2 separate regions of the Homo sapiens genome follow, and region 2 is linked to region 1. The links are chromatin loops, found by intact Hi-C in ENCODE. Cell type or tissue: ovary. All regions are shown on one strand. Links, peaks and the distances in the headings refer to the core of each region. The heading gives the core; the rest is flanking DNA. Region 1 overlaps TAFA5 (TAFA chemokine like family member 5). Region 2 has its middle 28 kb from the start of TAFA5.

What was found. A loop is a pair of places that touch in the nucleus more often than their neighbours do. Peaks named below come from ENCODE experiments on the same cell type or tissue, not always from the same donor. Only the 100,000 strongest peaks of a DNase experiment are listed, where the experiment ranks them.
Region 2: it touches region 1 in a loop (2.9-fold over the local background); 2 of 110 quality-filtered maps call a loop at or near these places.

What each region holds. Positions count from the first base shown.
Region 1 is chr22:48,509,364-48,521,888 of GRCh38, reverse strand. The region is part of intron 1 of TAFA5 (TAFA chemokine like family member 5); the gene reads right to left. Among named protein-coding and RNA genes, the nearest start is that of TAFA5, 26 kb to the right of the region's middle. RefSeq lists enhancers at 5,819-6,559, 9,376-10,315, 10,316-11,256. In ovary, for the core only: no CTCF peak of the experiment used is centred there; no DNase peak of the experiment used is centred there.
Region 2 is chr22:48,454,918-48,467,442 of GRCh38, reverse strand. No RefSeq gene overlaps it. Among named protein-coding and RNA genes, the nearest start is that of TAFA5, 28 kb to the left of the region's middle. In ovary, for the core only: no CTCF peak of the experiment used is centred there; a DNase peak (open chromatin) is centred at 7,392.

The sequences.
Region 1 (12,525 bases), core at 1,924-9,923:
CTCCACATGAAGCTCATCCTGGCCCCGATGTCAACTCCAAGTTGACAGATGCCAGGTGAACGCAGAGAGCCCTGCTAAGGAACCTCAACAGCACCCACAGATGAGCACGATGCTTTAATGACAAATTCAACGAAGATTGGGGCAGTTCCAGGTGGTGATGGAAACTTCTCGCCGTATTTACCTTTTACACCTAACGGATCGGGTCCATCTGTGGCCACGCATCCTCCGTCTCCCGTGCGGCTGGCTGGGATGGCTCCCCGAAACTCACATTTGTAATAAACACCATTCATCGCAGGCACGACACCCATCCTGGAAACAGCACTTTAGAATTTTTTTGTTTTTATCACCAGCTTAATGATGACTAATGCCTGGGTGATTATCTTGTGCTTTTTTTATGTGGCACCGAGAACAAACAATATCATTAGCAATGCAGAAAGGAGAGAAAATGGGAGCACGAGGTGGAAGCAAAGGCGAGCAAAAGTCAGACAGGAAGCAAAGCTGGCTGCCTGGCAAGAGAATGTCTGCAAACTGAACGCCAGGGGTCCCTGGGCCGTGATCTGGAACCTTCCACTCCTCACTGTTTGATGTTGCAAAATACAACAAACCCAAATCGGGAAGAGGGGTTCCTGGAATGCACTGACTTTATTTTTTAAAAGTGCCCAGATGAGCCTGTAAAAGCAATGTCCTGCTGGGTAAATGAAGCCAGAGGAGCGATGATAGGGCAATAACTGATGAAATGGGCCAGAGGAAGCCCATTCACAGCCCTCCTCACATGCCCTGGATCCTGCACGGTTACGGCCGTGGTGGGAAGAATTCAACAGGCAATTAATTTCCAAAGCAAATTCCAGCCTCCCACGCACACATCCCCTACAAAGAGACATCTTTTGAACACAGGCAGAACTCAGCCACCTGGGCTTTTCCAGGGGTTGGCTGCTTACGGTGGGGACAGGTCCTCACCTGCCTGGATCACAACCTGTCATCCCACCCTGCGACCCCCCCTGGCCCTGGCCCTGGCCTGAGGGATGTGCTGAAGCCCAGGGTCTGAAAGACAGTGGGCTTTTCCCGACCTTCCAGATCCCCTTGTTTAGGGGCCCCTAAACCAGATGAGAGGACATGGAAGCAGTTTCTGGCAACATCAGGGAAGGCTGCCCATTCCCCTGGTCTGAGAGCTCCATGCCCCCTCTTCCTGCCCATTAAGCCAAGTCAGGCCACCCCCGGCTCTGCCCCAAAGCCCCTCCACACCTGGTCTCTCTCCAAATCCCTCACATCCGTCTAGGACCACCACCAAATTAATCTCAAGTCCCCGATGGCAGGCATTCTGACTCTCCATCCCCAACAAAGGCACTGCTGGGTGCAGGGGCCACTCCAGAAACACTTCATCCAATAGGGTGTCCCACCTGCAGAATCAGATGGCAGTTGGCCACTTCACCAGCGAGAAGGGTAAGTGGTGGGTGTTGGAACAGCCTTGGGCCCCAGGCCTTCGGGGTGAGCCCGTGCACGGTGGAATGGACAGAAGGATGGAAGCAGCCAACACATGCCCAGTGTCACCTGGGCCGGGGTCAGTACTGGGACCCTCACACCCCGAGGGTGGCGTGTTAGTGGCCTGTGTCGGCATAACAAAATCCCACAAACCCGGCATCTCACACAGTGGAATTATCTTCACACAGTTCTGGGCCAGAAGTCCACAAAGTGTTGGCAGGGCCAGTTCCTTCTGGGAGCTCCAGGGGAAACATGTGGCCTCCAGCTTCCAGCGTGGCTGGCCACCCAGCGGCTCCTCGGCTAGCAGGCCCGTCACCCCCATCTCCACCTCCGTTTCCACAGGGCGTCTTCCTCTGGGTGGTCTCAGGGTCTCTCTGCATCTTCTAAGGACACCGGGCACTGGATTTAGGGCCTATCCAACTCTCGTGTGACCACATCTTAACTAATTCCATCTGCAACAAACAATTTCCAAGTAAAGTCACATTCTGAGGTTCCAGGGGACATGAATGTTGAGGGGACACTTTCCCACTCTGCACAGTGGCCCTGCCATTACCCTGTTTCCATGGCACAGAGAGGTTAGGTGACTGGTCCAAGGTGCAGCCATGACTGGGATGGGCAAGAGGTACGGGACCTGCTCGGCTCACCTCCCTCCTGCAGAGAGACTCCCAAGGGCTCAGCTGCTCAGAACACTCTAGTTGCCCGTGAGGAGCCCAGGGCTCCAAGAAGAACGCGATTTGCCCGCCACCGCCCCCAGTTTCAGCTGAGCTGCTTCTGGTCCCACTCCAGGCCTCCCGCCTGTCCCCGCCTCCCACCACCCATCCCTCTCTCGTGGCCCAGCAGCCACAGGGGACCCACACCCCGAGTCTGCATTCAAGGAGGGCATCCCCCCCTTCACATAAAAGGACACGTGTGCTGCCTGGGATGGCAGAGAAGACCCAGGGTCAGTGGCAGCGAGATGCATGAGGGGCCGCCCTGGAGACCACAGCCTGTTTCATGGACGCTCCGATTCTGAGTCTGAGAAGCGTGGCCCCTGCGACTACGCGATTGCGCGATAAACAGATTAGGGCATTAGGCTCCAGAGTTATTAAAAGTGAAAGGTCCTCAAAGGGAAGACGCGGGATTCTTGGAGCCTCTATCTCCTACAAATATGTAATGAAATTTAAATTGAATCTGGTTTAAAATCATTTACCTTTTGACATCATGTATCAGTACACTAAGCATCGGCTGAGAAAGCAAATAACCTTTCAAGCAGAATGAAAAATTACTCTGTCTCTTTTGATTCCATGTTAATTTTCAAATTTAAACTACCCTATAGCTCTCGGCCTGGGGTCAGCCACTGAAGGCTGTTGATTGTGCTAGGTCAAAGCCGGTGGGTGGAGACCCCAGGCGTCCTCCCTGCTGCACTGCAGACGTGAGCCCTCCCTCCAGGGTGTCCGACAGCTCTTGACGGACAGGTGAGCTGGGGGACCGCCGGCCGCCTGGTCACCCCAGGAAGAAAGGGGGAAGGGGCAGCCCTTGCCTCTGTCCCTCCTCCAGGTGAGTGAAAAGTACCGTTCTCCTTTTCCACATGGGTGTAAAGTGTCTTCAGGAAAAGAGGTGACACCGCTTGCCTGTCCCAGCGTGACCCTGGGCACAGCACTCCGGAAAGCTGGGCTGGAGTCTCACTGGGCGTGACCGTGACCTTAGGGGACCTGTTTCCTCTGCAGGCCCCCTGTTCTCGTCAGGGGTCTCTCAGGGCTCCCCTCGGTCAGCCCTCCCTGCTGAGCACCCCTGCTCTGAGAGAGTCCGCCTCCCAGGCTGGAGGGTAAGACCCGCTCAGTGACAATAATGCCGTGAGAACTGTGGGTTCTTTCCGAGCCTTTGCCTCAGAATCTGGGGTTCTGGAAAAGAGACAAGAGCCCTCGTTTTCCTGAGGGCATGGGCAGCTATGCGGAGGAGACACAGACGGACATCCCAGGTGGGACAGGGGGAGGTGGACTCAGGACACCCTCTCAGATGTCCCTCTGCCTTGGTTTGGGGAGGACGGGCACCTCTTTGTCCAGGCCTGGAAGGACTTCTAGCTCTCTGAATGTGGATTCTGGGGGGCAGAGCGCCTTATTCTCCCCATTTCACAGAGGGGAGGGCTGAGCCTCAGGGAGGCCCCACAGAACAGGAGGGAGAATCAGGTCTGAAACCCCAGGTCCAGACACCCAGATCCCACGTGGGCTCCTGCGGGTACCATCTCAGCTCCTGGGACCCGAGGGTGGAGAAAGCCTCCCAGACCTACCGGGTGGCCTGACAATGTGAGAGGAGCCCCCGGAAAGCAGCAGGGCTGCCTGGTGGGCCTGGGGGATTCTTCCTTGAAGTCCACTGCTAGGCCTGCCCATCCAGCCGCCTGTGACCACGGCCAGCGTTCAGAGAGGACGTGGGGCCTGGGCCCCCGGAGCCTGCTGCTATTTCTTAATTAGGGAGGAGACACAAAGGGGCTTTTCACGAGGCTGCCCCCGCACCGTCACATGTGAGCGCCACTGGGCTGGAAAACAGAGGGGGCTTTGCCAGAACCTCACCCCCACCCGGCCGTGCCTGCCCAGAGAGGGCGGGGGAGGAGCAACCAACAGAGGGGGCAGGGGAGAGGGAGGAGACGGCACGGCAGAGGTGGCCCCGGGAAGCAGGCAGGCCAGCCTCACCGCGGCTGCTGGATGTGGGGATCTCGGTGCCCCAGCCTAGGCCCAGGTCTGTGCGTGCCCCATGCAAGGGGCTGACTGTCACCAGGACGCAATTCAAGGCCTCTGGTGGCCCAGGGCCCGGCGGGCTATCAGAACCCGGATGCCCGTACGCGGGACAGAGCAGCCCAGGATCCTCAGTGGAGAGTAGCATGGGCTCCACAGCCCGGGGCCAGGTCACAGCTTGCTCCTGGCATACCCTACAGGAGCCTGGGCTCACACCAGCCAGCCCTCAGGCAGCTGAGGAAGGATAGCAGAGGCAGGGCATGGGCGTGTCCCAGGAGGAGGTGGTGGGGGTCAGGGCTGCTTCCCATCTTGCATCTGCCAGCCGTCCCAGTGGCCAGGACCCTCTGAAGTCAGGGACCCAGGACCTGGGACCTGGGGAGAATGGGGCATGCTGAGCAACTGCTGGTGCTGGCTGGGCCTGGAGTCTGTGCCAGCTGGGCCCTGTAGCAGTTGCTTTGGCTTCCCTGCTGGGGGCAGGAGAGAGAGGACCTCAGGTGGACGTCCGAGTGCCCAGTCTGGAAAGGCCTCTGCAGCCTTTGCTTCTGAAGGTCTGGGAGAGCAGGAGCTTCCGGGGCTGGGAGAATGGCTGCAGAGGGAGGGATTGCTTCATAGGCACGGGGCTTTTTGTGGGGTGACGGAAACGAGAACTCGGCTACTGTGGGGTTGTACAGCATGGTGGCTGCACTAGATGCCAGCAGAATGCAATCTTCAACAGGGTTGATTTTGTTATGTGAATTTTAACTATGCGAAAAATAAATACATAAGATGTTTGAAAGTCTGTAAGGGCAGCCAGACCCCTCTGAGAGCAGGACCTGGATGGGGTCGTGCACATCCCCACAGCCCCTCCCCATCAAGCACTGCCTGGCACAACTGTGAGGGCCACATGCAGTGTCCCGGAGGTGGGTCAGCACTGGCCTGGCTGGGGGCTGCGGCCACCAACCTCCTGGAAGGCACTTGCCTTCGTGGCGGTGGCTTCTCCTCCATCTAAATTTGGGGGATTTCATGAAGGGCCACCCCTGTCCTGAGCCACATGACCCGAGCCCAGACACAATGGGACATGAAGCAGAGGCCAGTAGAGACGTCCTGTGCAGACTGGCTTCACCCTGCAACGTTCAGAGCTGCACTCACCTTGCCGTGGGTATGGCCTTCTCCAAGGCGTTCCCAGGCTGCAACAGGGAAAAGGCCCACCAGCTCCTGCCGAGAGTTGGGGGCGGGCCCCCATTTCGTTCAGCAGCGAATGTCACAGACGATGGTGATGATGTCTGCACTGAATATTCCACTCACTTAAATTACACCAAAACCACGCGGCCCCGAGGTCTCGGTGACAGGGGAATGGGAATCGCAGGAATTAAATGGCACAAAGGGGGTGGATTGTGCTGAGATCACCAGGAAGAGTATTAAGAAAAGCCGTTAATATGTAGTTAAAAAATTCCCAATCTCCACAAGCATATGCCGTTCCACCTAATTCTGATCAACTTAAACGTAAAAATGTCTCGGCGCCTCCACGTGGGTTTCGCCGCCATCTGGTTTAATTAGTCTTTGGGTAGCGCGTCATAAAGTTAATGGCAAGTGCGTTGCCGGGCCAATCAGAAAGCTGTGCTGAGGCCTTATTTCACCAAGTCTGTTTCTCCTCAACCTGCCATTGGGTGAGGTCAAGGCCGGCGGGTGCTGAGCGGCGGTGAAGGCGGCGCACAGGGAGTGAGGCTGGGGTGGGGAGGGTGGCTGCCCGGGTTGCCTTTCCCTGGGTAGGGTGGGGGTCTCTGAGTTCAGCCCACCTGGAGGAACGACACCTGCCCACCGAGACTGATGGAGACCCCTGGGGGAGCCAGCAGTGGGCCTGGAGAGGAGGAGCCCACAGAGACCCCCATCCCCTGGCCAATGCCAGTTCCTGTTCTGAGGTGTGGCTTCAGCGGCCTTGCCCACTGTCCCCAAGTCCCCGCACTGTCCCTTCCTCTGGGGCGGTGCCCTCCACACTCCCCGTCCCGCCTGGAGCCGGGGGCCTCCCGCTTGCATTGGGCATTGGATGCAGCAGGGCCGGGTGCAATGAGGCCTCAGGGGTGCCCTTGGAATTGGGCAACTAGAAGGTCAGGGGTCACTGTGAAAAGAGAGGTCCCTGAGGAAAGGAGCATCAAGGGAGAGCAGACGAGCAGATGGGAAGGCAGGAGAGGAACTGGAGAAGGGGAAAGGAGGCCAGGGTGGATGGAGGAGTTGAGGTCCCTGTGGTCTGAGGTCAAGGCACTGAAGGAGAGGGGTGCCGTGAAGGTGACCCAGGAGAAGGGTCCCCTGCAGGGGTCAGGGGTCAGGCAGGACAGCGGACAGACAGCTGCGATCAGGTGATCCGCCTGCCTGCAGAAGCCCACTGCTGAGAGGACGCTGCCTGCGCAAGCCCTGGGCTCCAGCATTTGCCAGCTCTGCACCTGCTTATCTGAGTCTCTGCTCCTTTCCAGGGAATAATTCCTAACTGAGGTTCTTCACCCACTGCTGAGAGGACGCTGCCTGTGCAAGCCTGGGCTCCTGCATTCGCCAGCTCTGCACCTGCTTATCTGAGTCTCTGCTCCTTTCCATGGAACGATTCCTAAATGAGGTTCTTCACCCACTGCTGAGAGGACGCTGCCTGCGCAAGCCTGGGCTCCTGCATTCGCCAGCTCTGCACCTGCTTATCTGAGTCTCTGCTCCTTTCCATGGAACGATTCCTAAATGAGGTTCAGCCACTTGCTGGCTGGGAGGCCCGTGCCATGTCCAACTTTGGACCTCTGTGTTTTCACCCCCAAAATGGAGATGGCAGTGCTTACCCTGTATGGTTTGGAGATCAGAGATGATTTGTGGAAACGCCACCCACCCTGGTGTCAGCCCAGAGCAACAGCCCCATTAGTACCACGTCAACATTCCCAGATGCTGCCAGACATGAATAGAAAAGGAAGGTCACATGACCAGTGGATTTTCCCTTTTTGCCTTCTCTGCCAGGAAGCTCAGAGCTATGTTTTGTGCTCAATTTTCAGAGTTCCCTGTAGTCTAGGACGGTGGGTCTCCACCGGGACAAGTCACCTGGCTGGCATGAGTGGGGGACTGACCCCCAGGCTCTCCATGCTGCCCGGCTTATAAGCTCCCTGGGCAGGGTCTGCAGGGCGGTTCTCGGTTTCCTCAGGACACTAAAGACCATGTCCTCAGAGATGTGGCCCAAGTTCTGGAGGGCCAGGAGCCGCGGCCACCTCAATTAACCCCATGTTGGCTGTCAGACAGAGAGAGCTGAGACTCAAAAGTCATGGCGAAGTTATTCCCTGGCTACCAAAATTAAATCTATGAAGAAGGAACAGGTTTTCAATGAATTTATTAATCAATTTGACAACGCCTGGGGATTGTAATATAAAAATAATCGGTTGGCCTTCTCACCAACGTGAGATGCCAAGAAGGTGTCATTTAATTTTCCAATGCCTACCACCACCTCCCAAAACTTATTTTACATTAATTGAGATGGAAATTTTCTCATCTAGAATTTCTGAGAAGCATGCATTCATTTCATCCCGAGCCCACTCATATATGCAGCGGCAACTCCGCGGCCGGGCCTGGGGTGCAGCCAAGGGCCCTGACACTAGCCTTGACCTCCTTCCAGGCACTGAGCTTCTTTCTCACAGCCTCGAAGTGCTTGGCCCCAAGACGGGGAGTCTACACCCCCGAGAGACCTGCAGAGGCTGAGATCTCAGAGGGAAGTGACAGGAAAGGGAAGGGCAGGAGGAAGGGTCTTCTGAGGACTGGATCATCCCCCTTTCCTCCTGCCCTGCTGGGTAGCTGAGAGCCCTCATCCAAGCTGAGAACACCAGGCCAAGCCCTCTTCTTGGCCCCCACAGCGCCCAGACAGGGCTGCCAACTTCAGCCCTGGGGACCAGCACTGTGGGAGTGGGCAGACAGATGAGGTGGTCTCTGTGAGTCACCGAGGAGACCAAAGTGGCCCTCACTGGGACTGCCCCCATGGAGCAGAGCAAGGCACGGCACCTCCTCCTCCTGCAGACTGCCCAAGGCCAGGGCCCTGTCAGAACCACAGGGCAGACGCGGGCTCTGGGGCCGCACAGGCCTGCCCAGGTGCTCAGCTTCTCTTAGCCATGTCTCGCTCAGAGCACTGGGCTGACTTCAGCCTTGGGAAGCCTCCGGGTCCTGGAGCTTGAAATGGGTCTGGTCACACTGCAGTTAGAAGCCGGCATGGGGTGGCACCCAGGAATCGCCAGTCTGTCCTTCTATTGGGGGGGCTCTTAGAGCCGCCCATGACAGAAGGCCTCTGAGTGACAGGAAGGAGCTGCACTCAACTCTGCACATGCGATGAGCCCTCCCTTCATGTGGACCTGAGGGTCTTGGAAACTGAGGCTTGAAGCAAAACGGCCTGTAACAAAACGCTTCGATGTTACAAGAAAACACAGTCGAAGGAAGCAATGTTACTCCAGGACCTGCTGTCTGTCATTTTCCTGAAATTTGCAGTTTCCAGCTCTTATCACCAATGCGGAGTGAGGACTTCCTGTAGACGGTGTAGGGTGGGTTGACAACTTTAGGGTTACCGAGGGTCCCAAACCCTTTCCTTCCTCCAGGAAACCCTCTGCACATAAACAGGCCTGTGCCTGGGAAGAAACGCACCCCAGAGTGGCTGTGTCAGAGTGATCACACGTGTACAGCACACTCCCCCCACCACAAACCAGTCTAGGTTTGGTACCATCCTTATTTCAAATGTTGTTACTTTCCTCTTCTTTTCAGTTAGTCTCTCTCTCTCTCTCTTTTTTTTTTTTTTTTTTTTTTGAGACAGAGTCTCGCTCTGTCGCCCAGGCTGGACTGCAGTGGCACAATCTCGGCTCACTGCAAGCTCCTCCTCCCAGGTTCACACCATTCTCCTGCCTCAGCCTCCCAAGTAGCTGGGACTAAAGGCGCTCGCCACCACCCCCGGGTAATTTTTTTTTGTATTTTTAGTAGAGACGTGGCTTCACTGTGTTAGCCAGGATGGTCTCGATCTCCTGACCTCGTGATCCACCCGCCTCGGCCTCCCAAAGTGCTAGGATTACAGGCATGAGCCACCGCGCCCGGCCGTCTCTCTCTTTTGAGACAAAGTCTCGCTCTATCACCCAGGCTGGAGTGCAGTGGTGTGATCTCAGCCAGTGGTGTGATCTCAGCTCACTGCAACCTCTGTCTCCCAGGTTCAAGCCACTCTCTTGCCTCAGCCTCCCGAGTAGCTGGGATGACAGGTGCCCACCACTGCACCCGGCTAATTTTTTGTATTTTTAGTAGAGACAGGGTTTCACCATGTTGGCCAGGCTGGTCTCGAACTCCTGACCTCAAGCGATCTGCCCACCGTCGCCTCCCAAAGTGCTGGGATTACAGGCGTGAGCCACTGCTCCCGGCCAGTTATTCTCTTTAAAATTCCACCTCTCCTTGAGCGGAGCAGAAGATGATCCTTTCCTTTCTGCACTGTGGCCGCGCAGCGAGAGGCAGCGAAGGGGCCAGCCCCACTGTCAGCAGGGCATCTCCTCCACCTCCTCCCACCAGGCAGCCTGCAGGGGCTCAGTCCCCTTGCAGCCTGGTCCACCACAGGGGCTCAGTCACCTTGCAGCCTGGTCTACCAGACCAGGCACACACGGAATCGGGTGGCGAGGGCCCCTTGACACTTTCCCCAAATCCCCGCCTGAACCGTGGCCATCAGCTTCTGGTGGCCCTCCCTGCAGCTCTGTGCCATGGGGCTCCAACCTTGGCCACCGGCCTCAGCCTAGCAATGGTGAGGAGTGAGTGAGCGCACCGTTCCCCACAGCAAGCCCCGTTCCGCATCTGTAGCCCTTTCCGGGAGCCCGCCTGACTGCTCAAGACCAGACATCAGCCTCGGCTTCGGGGGACGCACCAGGCACAAGCGGGCAGTTGCCCCGTGGCTCTCCCAGTGCGGGAAGAAACTGTCAGCACCGTCTTGTAAGGTTCCACAGGTGATGCTTCATTTCCGATACCTGGAGAGATGGGCCTGCGTCAGGGCCTGTGTGTGCCGGGCCGGGTGACAACCTTGAGAATGGAGAATGCCTTTCTAGGAGCTCAGGGGTTGGGCCTTGCAGAACGAATGCGGCTTTGCACAGCAGACGCCTCTGTCTGTTGGAGAAAACACAGAGTTTTGTCTTGACCTGGGCGAGGGCCTCTTGTGCAATGGAAACTGAGAAATGGCTTTCTGCAGACCTGCAGTGTGGCGCTGACTGAAGGACATTTTCCAACAACAGGAATGTGCTCCTGTCCTTATAAGCAGCCTCCCCTCCCCCTGGGAGCCACATCACGCTTCTCCCTGCAGACGCACAGCCCCAGGAGACAGTGAGGAGGAGGAGGAGGAGGAGGAAGCTCTGGGAAGCGTCAGCCACCTGACCCAGTTTGCCAAGGAGCAGGAGACAAAAGAGGCCAGCCCGAGAAGGTGGCTTTTCCTGTGGGATTCCAGACTGGTTGGACTTCTCTGCTGGCAGGTGGTGACCAGGGCCTGGGCTTCTCTCTCCTGTCCACACATGAAGAAGAAGCGACAGGGGAGTCATTGGGGTCTGGGATCCCCAGCGGCCTCCTCCAGGGCTGTCCCTGCTTCCTGAGTCTCCCCACTTCCCAGCAGAGACCAGTTCTGGGTCATGCAATGTCCTGGTTGACCCTAAAACTGCTTGGAGTCACCAGGTGAGCATGTCCCCATAACAGATGACAGCAATATCCATGTGGGCCAGGCACATGGGGTGCCCAGCCCCTCCCTCCCTCATGTCAAGGAAGGGGTGAGAAATCTTCCAAAGATGGACTTTTGCAAACAACTAAAACCCATTTCTTTAAGTCCTCAAGTGCTTTTGAGTGTGGGAAGGAAGTCTATCAAATGCCTGCAATGCGCATGGCTGCCTGCCTGGGCAAGGTCAGGAAACAGCAGGAACGCAGGCCTCAGAGTCCATACACATCCAAATCCACCTCTTCCTTGATGTTGTTCCTGAAGCCAGGGAGCTCAGAGCACAGGGAGCATGGGGGAGGGAAGCCAGGGGAGCATCCTGGAGGAGGAGGAGGCCTTCAAGCCAAATTTCTCAGGGGCTGCTCTCTGCTCAATGACACAGCCAGGTTCCCCCACCCCAGAATACAGCATTGCCCTACAAGCAGTTCAGTGGACATCCATCCTGTTCTTTTCTCTCAAATCTGAAGTTTATTATTACAGAATGAAGGTTTGCACTCACATTTCCTTCTCGCAGCTATAATCACTAATAGCCAGTCTGTTTTCCAAAACAATGAACACCGAACATCAACCAAAGAGCCATGGTGAACATCTGGATGTCTTCTTTTGAGAAATATCTATTCATATCTTTTGTCTACTTTTAATGAGATTATTTGGGGGTTTTTTTGCTGTTGAGTTGAGTTCCTTGTATGAATATATTCTGGATATTAGTCCCTTGGAGGAAGAACCCGCAAATATTCTCGCCCATTCCACAGGTGTCTTCTTCACCTTGCTGACTGTTCCCTTTGCTGTGCAGAAGCTTTTGAGTTTGGTGTAATCCCAATTGTCTGTTATTGCTTTTGTTGACTGTGCTTTTGAAGAGTCTTCCCCATAAAACCTTTGTGCAGACCAATGTCCCGAAGCATTTCAGGTACGTTTTCTTCTAGCAGTTTCATAGTTTCGGGTATTCCATTTATGTCTTTAATCCATTCTGAGTGGTTTCTTTATAATGTGAGAGACAGGGCTCTAGTTTCAGTCTTTCTTTTTTTCTTTTTTCTTTTTCTTTTTCTTTTTTTTTTTTTTTGAGACAGATTCTCACTCTGTCACCCAGGCTGGAGTGCAGTGGCGTGATCTCAGCTCACTGCAAGCTCCGCCTCCCGGGTTCACGCCATTCTCCTGCCTCAGCCTCCCAAGTAGCTGGGACTACAGGCGCCCGCCACTGTGCCCGGCTAATTTTTTGTACTTTTAGTAGAGACGGGGTTTCACCATGTTAGCCAGGATGGTCTCGATCTTCTGACCTCGTGATCCGCCCGCCTCAGCCTCCCAAAGTGCTGGGATTACAGGCGTGAGCCATTGCGCTGGGCCTCTAGTTTCATTCTTTTGCATGTGGACGTCCAGTTTTCTGGCATCATTTGTTGAAGAGGGTGTCCTTTCCCCAAATGGATGTTAAAAGGCCCCACATCACTAATCACCAGAGAAATGCAAATCAAAACCACAATGAGATACCAACTCACCCAGTTAGAATAATGATTATCAATAAGACAAAAGGCAAACACACAAACAAATGCTGGCAAGGATTCAGAGAAAAGGGAAGCCGTATACACTATCGGTGGGAATGTAAATCAGTACAGCCGTTGTGGACAACAGTACGGAGATGTCTCAAAAAAATAA
Region 2 (12,525 bases), core at 2,804-10,803, 55 kb after region 1:
AGGAGAATGGCGTGAACCTGGGAGGCGGAGCTTGCAGTGAGCTGAGATGGCGCCACTGCACTCCAGTCTGGGCAGCAGAGTGAGACTCCATCTCAAAAAAAAAAAAAAAAAAAAAAAAAAAAGGGTTTTACATTCTATGGGGTTAAATAAGAGACCATCCTTTCTCCATTTCATCTCCTTTGCACCTTTGACATAAAATCAGTCCATAGAGTAAGTCTCTCCATGGACTCTATTCTGTTCTATAGCTGTATTGATCTATGCTTATAAAACACAGCACTATCTTCATGACTGCAGCTACAGAGTAAGGCTTTAAGTCTTAAAATCGGGTAGTGCAATTTCCCTAATTTCATTCTTCTTTTCAAAAAAAATTTTTTTTTTTGGCTATTCTGGTTCCTTTAGTTTCCTGTATAAACTTTAGAATCAGATACAAAAAATCCTTCTGGCACTTTGATAGAAATTGCATAAATAACCTGCACATTGTCAGTCATAAGTATTTTATATTTTTGATGCCTTTGCAAATGGTGCTTTTAAATTTTAATTTCTAATTGCTCATTGATAATATGTAGAACTACAACTGATTTTGTACATGTATCTTGTATTCTGCAACTTTGCAAAACTCATTTACTAGTGAAGTAGCTTGTTTAGTGAAATATTTCTTGGCCATGATGAATTCTTTCAGCATTTGTATGTCTAAAGCAGTATTTTGTCTTCATTTTTGAAAGACATTTTCACTGGATATAGAACTGAGAGTTGACATTTTTTTTTACCTTAAAGACACTGTCCTACTGACTTCTTGCTCGGATGGTTTCCGATGATAGATCTGTTGCCGTGCTGACCTGTGTTCTTCTGCATGTAATATAACTTTGTATCTTGCTGCTTTAAAGTTTTCTCTTGATCAGTAGTTTAGAACAATTTATGAGGATGCAGCTGGTAGTTTTCTTATTTCTTAATCTTGGGGCTCACGAGCATCTTGTGTTTCTGGGCTTAGAGTTTTCCAGAAATTCACGAAAATGTCAGCCATTATTTCTTCAAATATGTTTTCCTTTCTTTCCTGTCTCTCTGGGGACTCCAAGGACAAATATATTAGGCTACTAAAAAGTTTCTCGGCCGGGCGCGGTGGCTCATGCCTGTAATCCCAGCACTTTGGGAGGCCGAGGCAGGTGGATCACTTGAGGTCATGAGTAGGAGACCAGCCTCCCCAACATGGTGAAACTCCATTTTACTAAAAATACAAAAAACTAGCTGGGCATGGTGGCAGACACCTATATTCCCAGCTACTCAGGAGGCTGAGGCAGGAGAATCGCTGCAACCTGGGAGGCAGAGGTTGCAGTGAGCCGAGATCATGCCACTGCACTCCAGCCTGGGAGACAGAGCAAGACTATGTCTCAAGGAAAAAAAAAAGTTTCTATCATTCACTAATATGCTGTTGTTTTAGTTTTTTCTCTATACATTTCATTTTTGATAGTTTCTATTGCTATGCCTTCATGTTCACTGATATTTTCTTTCACAATGTCTAAGTTTCCATTAATCTCATTCAGTGTATTTTCATCTCATACACTGCAGTTTTCATGTTTGATTTGGTGCTTTTTAATAACCTCCAAGTCTCTGCTTAACATGCCCAATCTTTGCTCTAGTGTTTGAACTTGTGGTTGGTTATAATTTAAATAACTATATTCATGTCTGTTTTGGCCAATTTTAACATCTGTGTTGGTCATGGGTTGATTTTAGTTGATTTTTTTTTTTACTCTTCATTTTGCACTACCTGGTAGTTTTTTTATTGGATGCCAGATGTTATGAATTTTATCTTCTTTGGTATTAAATTTTTTATATTCCTACATTATTTTTGAGCTCTGTTCTGATATACAATTACGTTACTTGGAAATAGTTTTATCCTTTCAGGAATTGCTTTCCCCATTGATTAGGCAGAATGAGAGCAACATTTAGTCTAGGGCTAATTTTCCCCTATTCAGAGACATGAGCCTTCTGAAGAATCTCCTCAATGTTCCAGGAACTCTGAGCTCTTCTCGACGCCTGGTGAGAACGGGCGATATTCCCATCCTGGCGAGCTTGGAACATCGTTTCCTTCCATTCTTCCGGGTGGTTCTTGCTCTGACTTTGTAGCCAGAGAAGTACATATATGTAGCTTCCTCACATACATGTGCTGATCAATATTCAGTGAACACTGAGGCGTAGGTAGCTTCCTCACACACGCGTGCTGATCAATATTCAGTGAACACTGCGGTGTAGGTAGCTTCCTCACATACATGTGCTGATCAATATTCAGTGAACAGTGCGGTGTGGGGGCCTGGAGAACTCTGGGGCCCACTCCCGGTGCTGCCCTCCCCTCTCATGAGCTCTGTCCACTCAACGCAGGGGTCCACCAGTCCCCATGTGGATGCCCCTCAGGGTACTGTGGCTGGAAACTCTTGGCAGTGGCTGAAGCAATCACAGAGGTCACTGCACTGGTTTCCCTCCTCTCAGGGTCCCCGGTCCTTCCCAGCCCGGTGTCCAGTGTTTGGAAAATGATTTTTTCATGTATTTTTCTCTGGCTTTATTGCTTCCGGTCAGAGGCTGAGCCTGGTCCCTTTTGCTCCAACTCAATCAGAAGCAAACAACAACCCTGCCTTCAATACTGAATGTTTGAAAAGATTTGCCAGTGTAGAAAATTAATATGCGTCTTAAGTCCACATGAATATAAATAAATGGCCGAATAAATAAACAAATAGAGGAGGAGACACTAAACTTTGCTGTAGAATTCTGATTCTATGTAGCTACTCCTCGTTATCCAGGAGGTGGAGATTAATAAGCTCCTCTCTTCTCCAAACAGGGGAGCAGGGTCAGACTCAATGACTAGTTTGCAAACAATAGGCTCAAAAAGGAACCACAGGAAGCTCACAGTGGAGAATCCCGGCAGATGCCTCCTTAACCACATGATGAAGGTCGGCACCCCCAGCAATGGCAGGTGGAAATCACGCACCCCCGGGGCGGTGTGCTGAGATAGGCATTTCCTTTCTGTGGTGTGATTTCCAAGAAACAGCAGGTAAACCCAGGCTCAGGGACAGTTCACAGGACGCGTGGCCCGTACTGCTTGGGACCGTCAAGGTCATGACAAACAAGGAGAGATGTAGAACCTCTTGCAGACCAGAGGAACCAGATTGTTTTGACAAGTAAATCTGATGTAGGGCTGTGGATGAGATCCTGGAATAGAATGAGGACATTAATGGGAAAACTTGTCTGTAACCTTGAGTTTCATTAAAAATATATATATATATTTGAAAGAAAGCCAAGATTGCAGTCCAGGAAGAAAAGGGGAGGCTCTTCAATAAGTGGGGAGGGATTAGCTGAATATCTGTGTGGGAAAAGATGCATCCTGACCCCTGCCTTTTACCTTACATAAAAATCAATTTCAGATGTATTACCGTTCTAAATGTGAAAACAGGAGCGCTTTTAGAAAAAAGTGTAGGAGGGCATCTTTGTGGTCTTAGTGGGGGCAGGTTTCGTAAACAAGGCCTAGGAAAGTGGATGCGTTGAGTTACATTAAAATGAGGACGTTCCGTTTATTAGAAGATGCCATTAAGAGAGGGAGAGGACAGCTGTTGGTGGGCGGGGATACTGACAAGGCAGGTTTGCAACACAGGACTCGTAGCTAACGTGTGTAACGAACTTCAGATGGGTAAGGAAGCAAGACAATGCAACACGGTGGCCGGTGCCTGTAACTCTGGTCACTCGGGAGGCTGAGGCGGGAGAATCGCTTGAACCCAGCGTAGTGTCTGGTGCATGCACCCATTCTCTGGATGAGCAGGCAGCAGGCTCCAACTGGGCACTACCAAGAGAAGTGCTTCCAGAATATTCCAGAAAGTGGCTGTTGGTAAACACACAAACCCATTCTATTGGGTTTTTACCCAGGAAGGGAACCGCGTGGGGATGGAATGTGCTTGGTTCACATGGAGGATAAGAGGTGGAGGTTGCTGTGAGCCGAGATCGCACCACTGCATTCCAGCCTGGGTGACAGAGTGTGATTCCATCTCAGAAAAAAAAAATGCAGCAGAAAGTGGGGCCTCATGTTTGACTAAACTCCTCAGAAAAAAGGCATGTCCAAGGGGCCCTCGCACCCTGTGCTGCTTCCCTGAGCTGCCGCTGTGTATTCAGCAACCTCCTCACAAAAAGGCATGTCCAATGGCCCTCACACCCTGTGCGCTTCCCTGAGCTGCCGCTGTGTATTCAGCAGCCCGGGGAGATGCCTGGGGATGAGGGACTAAGGAGCTCCACCTTTTTTTTTTTTTGAGACGGAGTCTTGCTCTGTCTCACCCAGGCTGGAGTGCCATGGTGCGATCTTGGCTTACTGCAGCCTCTGCCTCCCGAGTTCAAGCTATTCTGCTTCAGCCTCCTGAGTAGCTAGGATCACAGGCATTACACCATCACACCTGGCTAATTTTGTATTTTTAGTAAAGACGGGGTTTCACCCTGTTGGCCAGGCTGGTCTCGAACTCCTGACCTCAGGTGATCCACCCGCCTCAGCCTCCAGATGTGCTGGGATCTACCTCTTCACTGCTGCAGTGCAGTGTCTGCCACCGTCCCTTTGGGAAGCCCCTGGGCAGCACCTCCTGAAGCCAAAAACCAGCACATTCCGTGCCCATGCAGTTCCCTTCCTGGGTATCAACCCAATAGAATGGGTCCATGTGTTTACCAAGTACCACTTCCTGGAATATTCTGGAAGCACTTCTCTTGATAGTGCCCAGTTGGAGCCTGCTGCCTGCTCATCCAGAGAATGGGTACATACACCAGACACTTCACACAATACAATCACACACAACGGGAGTGGAGGGGCCACAAGGTCACGCACAGGGTCATTCCTGGAGGAATCCCACAAACATTCCATCAGCAAAAAGAGACTTTGGTTCCATTCACATGGAGGCTAAGAGGCTCAAGAGGCATCCCTGCCATGACAGGGAAGATTGGAGCCTCCCTTCGGGTGAGGCAGAGCGCCAGAGACTCCTGGGGCTGATCAGGTCCTGCCTCGTGATCTGATGTACGCTGTGTGTGAACACTCAGGGAGGCGGGCCTTTCAGATGTGTTCTCTATGGCACAATAAAAAGTTGATATGAGAATTTGTTAAGTAAATCATGTTTTGATTTGCTAAACCTTGGTGGTGGGCAAGAGGGTGTTTATTAGTCTCCTTTATAGTCTTGTCTTATATCTGAAATAACTTTAATAAAATAACATAGATATGTCTATAAAATGAGAACTGAAAATTCCCCATCCTAGCGTCTACTCAACCCTCTCTCCCAGCCCTTCTTGATGCAGCCACTTCTGACCTTGATTTTGTACCGTAAGTTCTGTCATTTTACCTGGAAGACTCTGGTCACAGTGGAGCTTGGGACTATTTTAAAAATCACCTAATAAAAATGACTCCTTGAGTTAATGATTTCCGAACTGTATTCTGGTTATTCTTTAATTCCTGATATTTAAACTATTCCAGAACACACAAAAAGATGAAAAGCTGAACACCAAAGATTGATAATGATAATAAAAGAAGAAAAAATTACATGTTAATTTCATTTCTAAATTTGGATTCAAAAATCTTCAATAAAATTTAAATAAGAAATCAAATCCTGTGGTATATTTAGATGGATAATCCATCATGGACTAGCAAGTTTATTCCAGGAGCGGAGAAGCCAGCCTTGGTGGAGGCGGCAGAGCAGGTCCATTTGTTCTCAAGGCTGAGAGTAAATGAACTGATGCCGAGCTCTGCCCGCATCCTTCCCTGTCCTGCGGAGGTCCTGAGCACATCTCAAAGCTCTTCTGGTTGCTTCCAGATGTCAAAAGCCTAGGCTGGGCACGGTGGCTCATGCCTGTAATCCCAGCACTTTGGGAGGCTGAGGGGGCTAGATCACCAGAGGTCAGGAGTTTGAGAACAGCTTAGCCAACATGGTGAAACCCCATCTCTACTAAAAATACAAAAATTAGCTGGTGTGGTGGTGGGTGCCTGTAATCCCAGCTACTCTGGAGGGAGGCAGGAGAATCACTTAAACCAGGGAAGTGGAGGTTGCAATGAGCTGGGATCACACCACTGCACTCCAGCCTGGGTGACAGAGCGAGACTCTGTCTCAAAAAAACAAATAAACAAACAAATAAAAACCTGTGCAGCCTGAGGGCTTCCCTCCAGACTCTCTTCAAAGTGACCTTCTCACTGTACTTCTCTGTGGGGGGCTGCAGGGTGGCCTCGGTGGGGAGGAGATGCCCCACCTTCTCTCCTCCGGGCTGCGCTTTCTTCTCTGTCTTGTACCTGCCCTTGAAGAACCTTCCAGGTTTATCCCAAGTGACCAGGGGTCAGGAAGCAAGAGCAGAGGTTTCGGGAGTGCCCGGGGCTGCAATGGGGAGTTGGCGTGCTCTGTGCAAGATGGGTGCCCTCCAAACTGGTGCTGTAGCCAGTCTTCAAAAAGCTATTCCATCATTCTTTTGGAGGGGGTGCCTGTGTGTGTCTTGGGCACTGCCCCCCTTGGGTTCCTGGGGCAGGTGACACCCCTCCCCCACCTGGCCTCCCGCAGTCCTCCCCCACCCCAAATCTGCCTCACATCCTCCTGTCCTTGCTGCCGCAGGGCCCTTCCCACAGCAGGAGTCTCTCGGGGCAGGGCTTTCTTAGGATGGCTGAGGTCTGGCTCTGGGATGGAGCCAGGACATGCTCCTGGCCCTTGGGAAAGGCGACCTGGCCCGCAGGTGGTGGGGACACTCTGCCAGCTCCGCAGGGCACTTCTCTCCACTTGAGAAGGAGCATTGAGGCTGGGGGATGCCAGCCCCCGGTTCCCTTCCTGGCACTGCCTCTTCCCACCTGCAAGAAACAGGGTGTGTCCCAGCCCCTCTGTGTCTTGGTTTTCTCAGCGGTCAAAAGCAGGTGATGCTGGCACCAAGGTGGCGGTGTAGCTGGCTGATCACCCCAGGGAATGGTGCCACATCGGGGCCCAGCGCTGGTCTCTGCTGCTTCAGGATTACACAAAGCAGGATGCGACCAGGGCATTCTATGAGCCTGAGCCCATTGCCGCACTTCATTTGTGTCACGTGAGCTCCTTGGTGAGAGGCAATGCCGTGTGGACAGCACGATGGTGGACGAGGCAGCTGTGAGCCCAGGGATGGTGGTTTTTGCAGCAGCATTGAGTGCAGGGAAGACAAATCCACGCCCAGAGTGCCTGTTCCAGCAAGGACAAAATGCTGCCTTGTCCAGGGTGGAAGCAGTCCAATGTAATCAACCTGCCCCCAGGTAGCTGGCTGATCACCCCAGGGAATGGTGCCACATTGGGGCCCTGTGCTGGTCTCTGCTGCTGGCAGGTTGGACAATCCATGGTGGCCATAGCCACTGGGGCTTGATGAGCGGGAGTCTGTTTCTGAGGCAAAGCACAGCCTCCATCCCAGGCACCACGGGCGCTTTGTTCAGGAGCCCTGGTATGCAGATACTGATCTGGCAAATGCTTTCTTCTCCATTCCCATCATAAGGCAGTTCGCTTTCAGCTGGCAAGGCCAGTCAGGCACCTTCACGGTCCTGCCCCAGCAGTCCATCAGCTCTCCAGCCTGTCAGAATTGAGTTCTTAGCATGTCAACCACCTTTCACTTTCACAAGAGCTCACACTAGTTCATTCCATGGATGACTTTATGCTGATGAGACCTAGTGAGCAAGAAGTAGCAATTACTCGCGACTTACTGCTAAGACATTTACATGTCAGACTCTCTGCCACTTGGGCCATAAGACCCAGCAGATCCAGTGTTGTTTGAGGTGTCAGTGGCAGACAGGGACTGTGTGTGTAGCCTTTGGCAGGCCCCAGAGGTAAATCACAGCGGAGGATGTTTTAGAATTTGGGAGCAAAGCCCCACCATCCGCTGTCGTTGCTCTCCTTTTGAGAAACAGCTCTTGGCTTGCTGCTGGACCTTAGGACAAATGGAACACTTCATCAGGGGCCCCCCAGTAACCGTGTGACCTGAGCTGCCCATCATGAACTGGTGTTATCTGACCCAGCAAGCCACGAAGTTGGGCGAGTATACCAGGGACCAGAGGATGTGTCCATTAGCTCAAGCCATAAAACCTGCCCCCAGGTCTTATTGTACCCCCACATCTGGTACAGCAGTCACAGGTGGAGTGTCCCCACTTGGTTAAGTGACTTGAGAACTCAGTGTCATTCTTCAGGATCTAGTTGTCCTTTGCACAGGCCAAATAAAATGCAGTGAAGACGCAGTGGGACTCGCCACCCCTGCATCCTACAAGTCCTTGGTGGTGGCACCAATGTCTACAGTGCTTCCAGGGTTGCAGTATTGTTTTTGGTTCACTATTGTCCTGGGTAGAGGCTGTTATAGTGGCTTCCACTGGCCTTTCCCACCACTGTAACACTCCTCACAACACGGGTCAGGGAACCTGTATGGAGACCCTCCAGGTGCTGAGGGCGTCTATCCCAACCATGCACTTGGAACTAGGAAAATAACCGCACGATGGGTTCAGGGACCCACCGGGCCCACCGTGAGATGAACGTGAGCAGAAACTCCATTGACCACCTGACCTCCCTAAGCCCCGACTCAGACTAGAGGGTGATAGTGACTTCTGGGGTCCCTGGAATTAATGTCAGTTCAGAGCCAGTGTCCAGCAGTCCCCCAAAGCTCTGATTAGTTTCTTTTCTCCAATGTACATCTACCCCAGTAAACGGCCACAGATCCTTTGGGGAAGGTTGGGAGAAAAGTTGACTAAATTTTTGGCAGCCTAGCTGGGTCCTTCCTAAGGTGGAACAGGCCTCCCCTTTATTCAAGGGATTTTGTGTTTGTAAACTGGCTCAAGACTGGAAATTGATTGAGGGGCTGTGGCTGAGTGATTCAAGTTACATTTTTGTTCACTTGTTCTAGAACATTTCCACTTATATAGGTCACGTAAAAACTTAGACTGCCCATATACTTCTTATTTATTTATTTAGAGATGTAATTTCACTCTTGTTGCCCAGACTGAAGTGCAATGGTGCAATCTCGGCTCACCGCCACCTCCGCCTCCTGGGTTCAAGCGATTCTCCTTCCTCAGCCTCTCAAGTAGTTGGAATTACAGGGGCCCGCCACACGCCCAGCTCATTTTTGTATTTTTAGTAGAGATGGGGTTTCGTCATGTTGGCCAGGCTGGTCTTGACCTGACCTCAGGTGATCCACCTACCTCGGCCTCCCAAAGTGCTGGGATTACAGGCATGAGCCACCATGCCCGGCCTGCCCATCTACTTCTGTTTTATGGACACCGCAGTCCACCAACCAACACAATAGGTCTCTGCAGGTCAGACTATTCTAATTGCTGCAGTGACTCTGCTGTCCATCACCACAACCACGCCCCCTTGTTCTCTGGCTGTGAAATGCTGCCCCCTGACCCTGCCACACCAGGGGCCAATGACCCCCATTACATTTTTGGATCTCAGTTCCCTGGCAGCGTTTCCCACCATAATATCTGACCTACAGAAGGGAACAACGACAGGGCACTTCAACAAAGCTGGGATCCTGCATGCGTTCATTTCTCATGGCCACAGGCAAAGGCATGGCCTCTAGGCCCTCCCAGGGTGAGAGTGGGTCTTACTGATATGTCCACTGTCATGCTCCAACCTCTCCAGATCTTCGAATCACTTCTTCTGCAGTAAACCAATTCCAGCCCTGCATTTCCAGCTCACATGCTGTGGTTCAGCCTTCAGGCAACCAGCCCAACACATGGTTAGAGACCCCACCACCGCCTCCCCTCCACCTCTGAGCTACAGCACTGAATTGGGAATTTCTGCTTAGTGAGCCTATATCAACAAATTGAGCCTGAATTTATATTCCTTCCACCATTATCCCACATTCTCAATGTCCATTTCCACACATAGTCCTGAGATTTCTGTCTCTATAAATTGGAAAAATGTAGGTTTTTAAAATTGTAGTGAGGCCGGACGCAGTGGCTCATTCCTGTAATCCCAGCACTTTGGGAGGCTGAGGCGGGCGGATCACCTGAGGTCAGGATTTAGAGACCAGCCTGGCCAACATGGTGAAACCCCATCTCTACTAAAAATACAAACAATTAGCTGGGCAGGGTGGCGCGCCTGTAGTCCCAGCTACTTGGGAGGCTGACGCATGAGAATCACTTGAACCCGGGAGGCGGAGTTTGCACCACTGCACTCCAGCCTGGGCGACAGAGAAAGACTCTGTCTCAAAAAAAGAAAAATTATAGTGCACCTTCTCACAGGTCACACTCGTGCATGAACCCCTGACCTCTCGGCTTCTTCTGGGACTTGAGCCTAGTTACAGGCCTGGAAGCAAAGAGAGGTGGGTGGCGGGGGGGTGGTCCTGAGGGCATTCAGGTCTGCCCTCCAATCAACACCCTCCCTAAAAAGTGGGATTCAATTTTGATTGCAATTCAGCCACTTGTAGGATGAGACTCTGGATTTCGTTTTCAGAAATCTAAGCTCTGCAGCAACAGGAGGGAAGGGCTTCCTTTGGGGTAGACCCAGACAGTTCTAGGTCACTTACCGGGTGCTCGTGCTGGAAATTCTAATCCCTGAGCTCATCTCTCTTTTTTCCCTGCTTTGCCGAGCACAATTAGGAGAACCAGCCAATCTCCTTATGCTCTTTAGTTTGACAAAAATGTTCTGAGGCACCAAATACATGGCCACCCAGAACCTTGGCTCTTCTGCGTGTTTTATGAGGAGCATCCGGTTGTGGGCTCGTGTGTGTCTCCATCGCCACATTGTGTTACAGACGCATCACCCCTGGAATGGAGTCATTAGGGCTTTGAAATCTAATCCGATTAGAGAACTGATTCAGAAAATTTGAGGTGTGGAAAGAGAGGTTTATTTTAAGGAACAGGCTCATGTGATCACAGGGTTTAGTAAGTCTAAAATATGTAGGACAGGCTGGCAGGCTGGAGACTCAGGCAGAGTTAGCGCTGCTGTTTGGAGGCAGAATTTCTTCTCCAGGAAATCTCAGTTTTTCCTCTGAAGGCCTTCGGCTGATTGGCTGAGTTCCACCCACATGATCAAGGGTCATCTCCTTTACTTAAAGCCCATCAGTAGGAGGTGTGAGCCACATCTACAAAATACCTCCACAGCTACACGCAGGTTTGCGTTGGGCTGAGTAACTGGCTACTCCAGCCCAGCCAAGTTGACACATAAAAATGGCCATGGCAGTGACAAATTTGGGCATTTTGTTATGTTCCATTGATCTGTTTTGGTCTATGTGTGGAAATGTCATATTGTCTTGATGGAAGGAGGTATTTATACTTAATTAAACAAATAACAATTCCTGGACATTCTATCTTCCGTGTGCAGTTGAAGATTGCTTTGTCCAGTCTGCCAAAATATCCATGGGGAATCTGGTTGGAATGTTATTCGATACATAATTAACATTGAAAAGACTTATTCACTGGTCCAGGATATGGTTGTATCCCCAGAAAACCAAAAGACTGAAGACACCATGAACACCACCCGTGAATGTGGTGACGTCGCTGGGGCAGAAGGTCAATTCACAACAGAATAATAACAATTCTTTCAGAACTATCCAGTTTCAAGTGGAGATGGACAGAAAATCTATTCATCATAACGAATTAACTTTCTAAAATACCTAAAGGTACATTTAATCAGCAAAGCATAAGACTTATATGTAGACAGGCCGGGCACAGTGGCTCACGCCTGTAATCCCAGCACTTTGGGAGGCCGAGGCGGGCAGATCACTCAGGAGTTTGAGACCAGCCCGGTCAACATGGTGAAACCCTGTCTCTATTAAAAATACAAACAATTAGTCAGGCGTGGTGGGGTGCACCTGTAATCCGAGCTACTTGGGAGGCTGAGGCAGGAGAATCACTTGAACCCGGGACATGGAGGTTGCAGTGAGCCGAGATTGTGCCACTACACTCCAGCCTGGGTGACAGAGTGAGACTCCATCTCAAAAAAAAAAAAAGACTTCTATGTAGAATCTATAACATCTGAATAAATGACAAGATACAGGTTGCTTCTGGATGGTGGGATTTTAGGCACCTGGACAGTGATGATCCTGGAAACCCTCCTGGGGTGGAGGGTGAGACAGCAAGGGAAGAACAATGGAGCCGAGAGCAGGAGATGTACCCACGCCCCACAGGCCCCAGCCAGTGTTGGGGAGTGAGTTCTCAACTCCCCGGATCTCCATCTCTTTTGTTTTTCTTGAAAAATGGTAATCATGATACCTGTCTCTCTACCACATATGGTTTTGTTTTGGAGGGATCAAATGGGATATTCTATTGAAATTGTTTTGTAATCTGCAAAATAAGGTTTTATGACTGTAGCATCAACATCATGAGGCAACGTCGGATAGGAGGGGGTTTCCCTTTCTCTCTCTCTCTCGTGTGTGTGTGTGTGTGTGTGTGTGTGTGTGTGTGTGTGTGCATGTCCATGAATGTTCTTCACCTCATGAACATCTCAAATAACCATGCTTCCACACAATTTCTCAGGAAAAATCTCTAAACTCTGCTTTCTAAATCCACACCATGGAGGCGATTCTCTGTTGGCTGCTTCCTGGGGC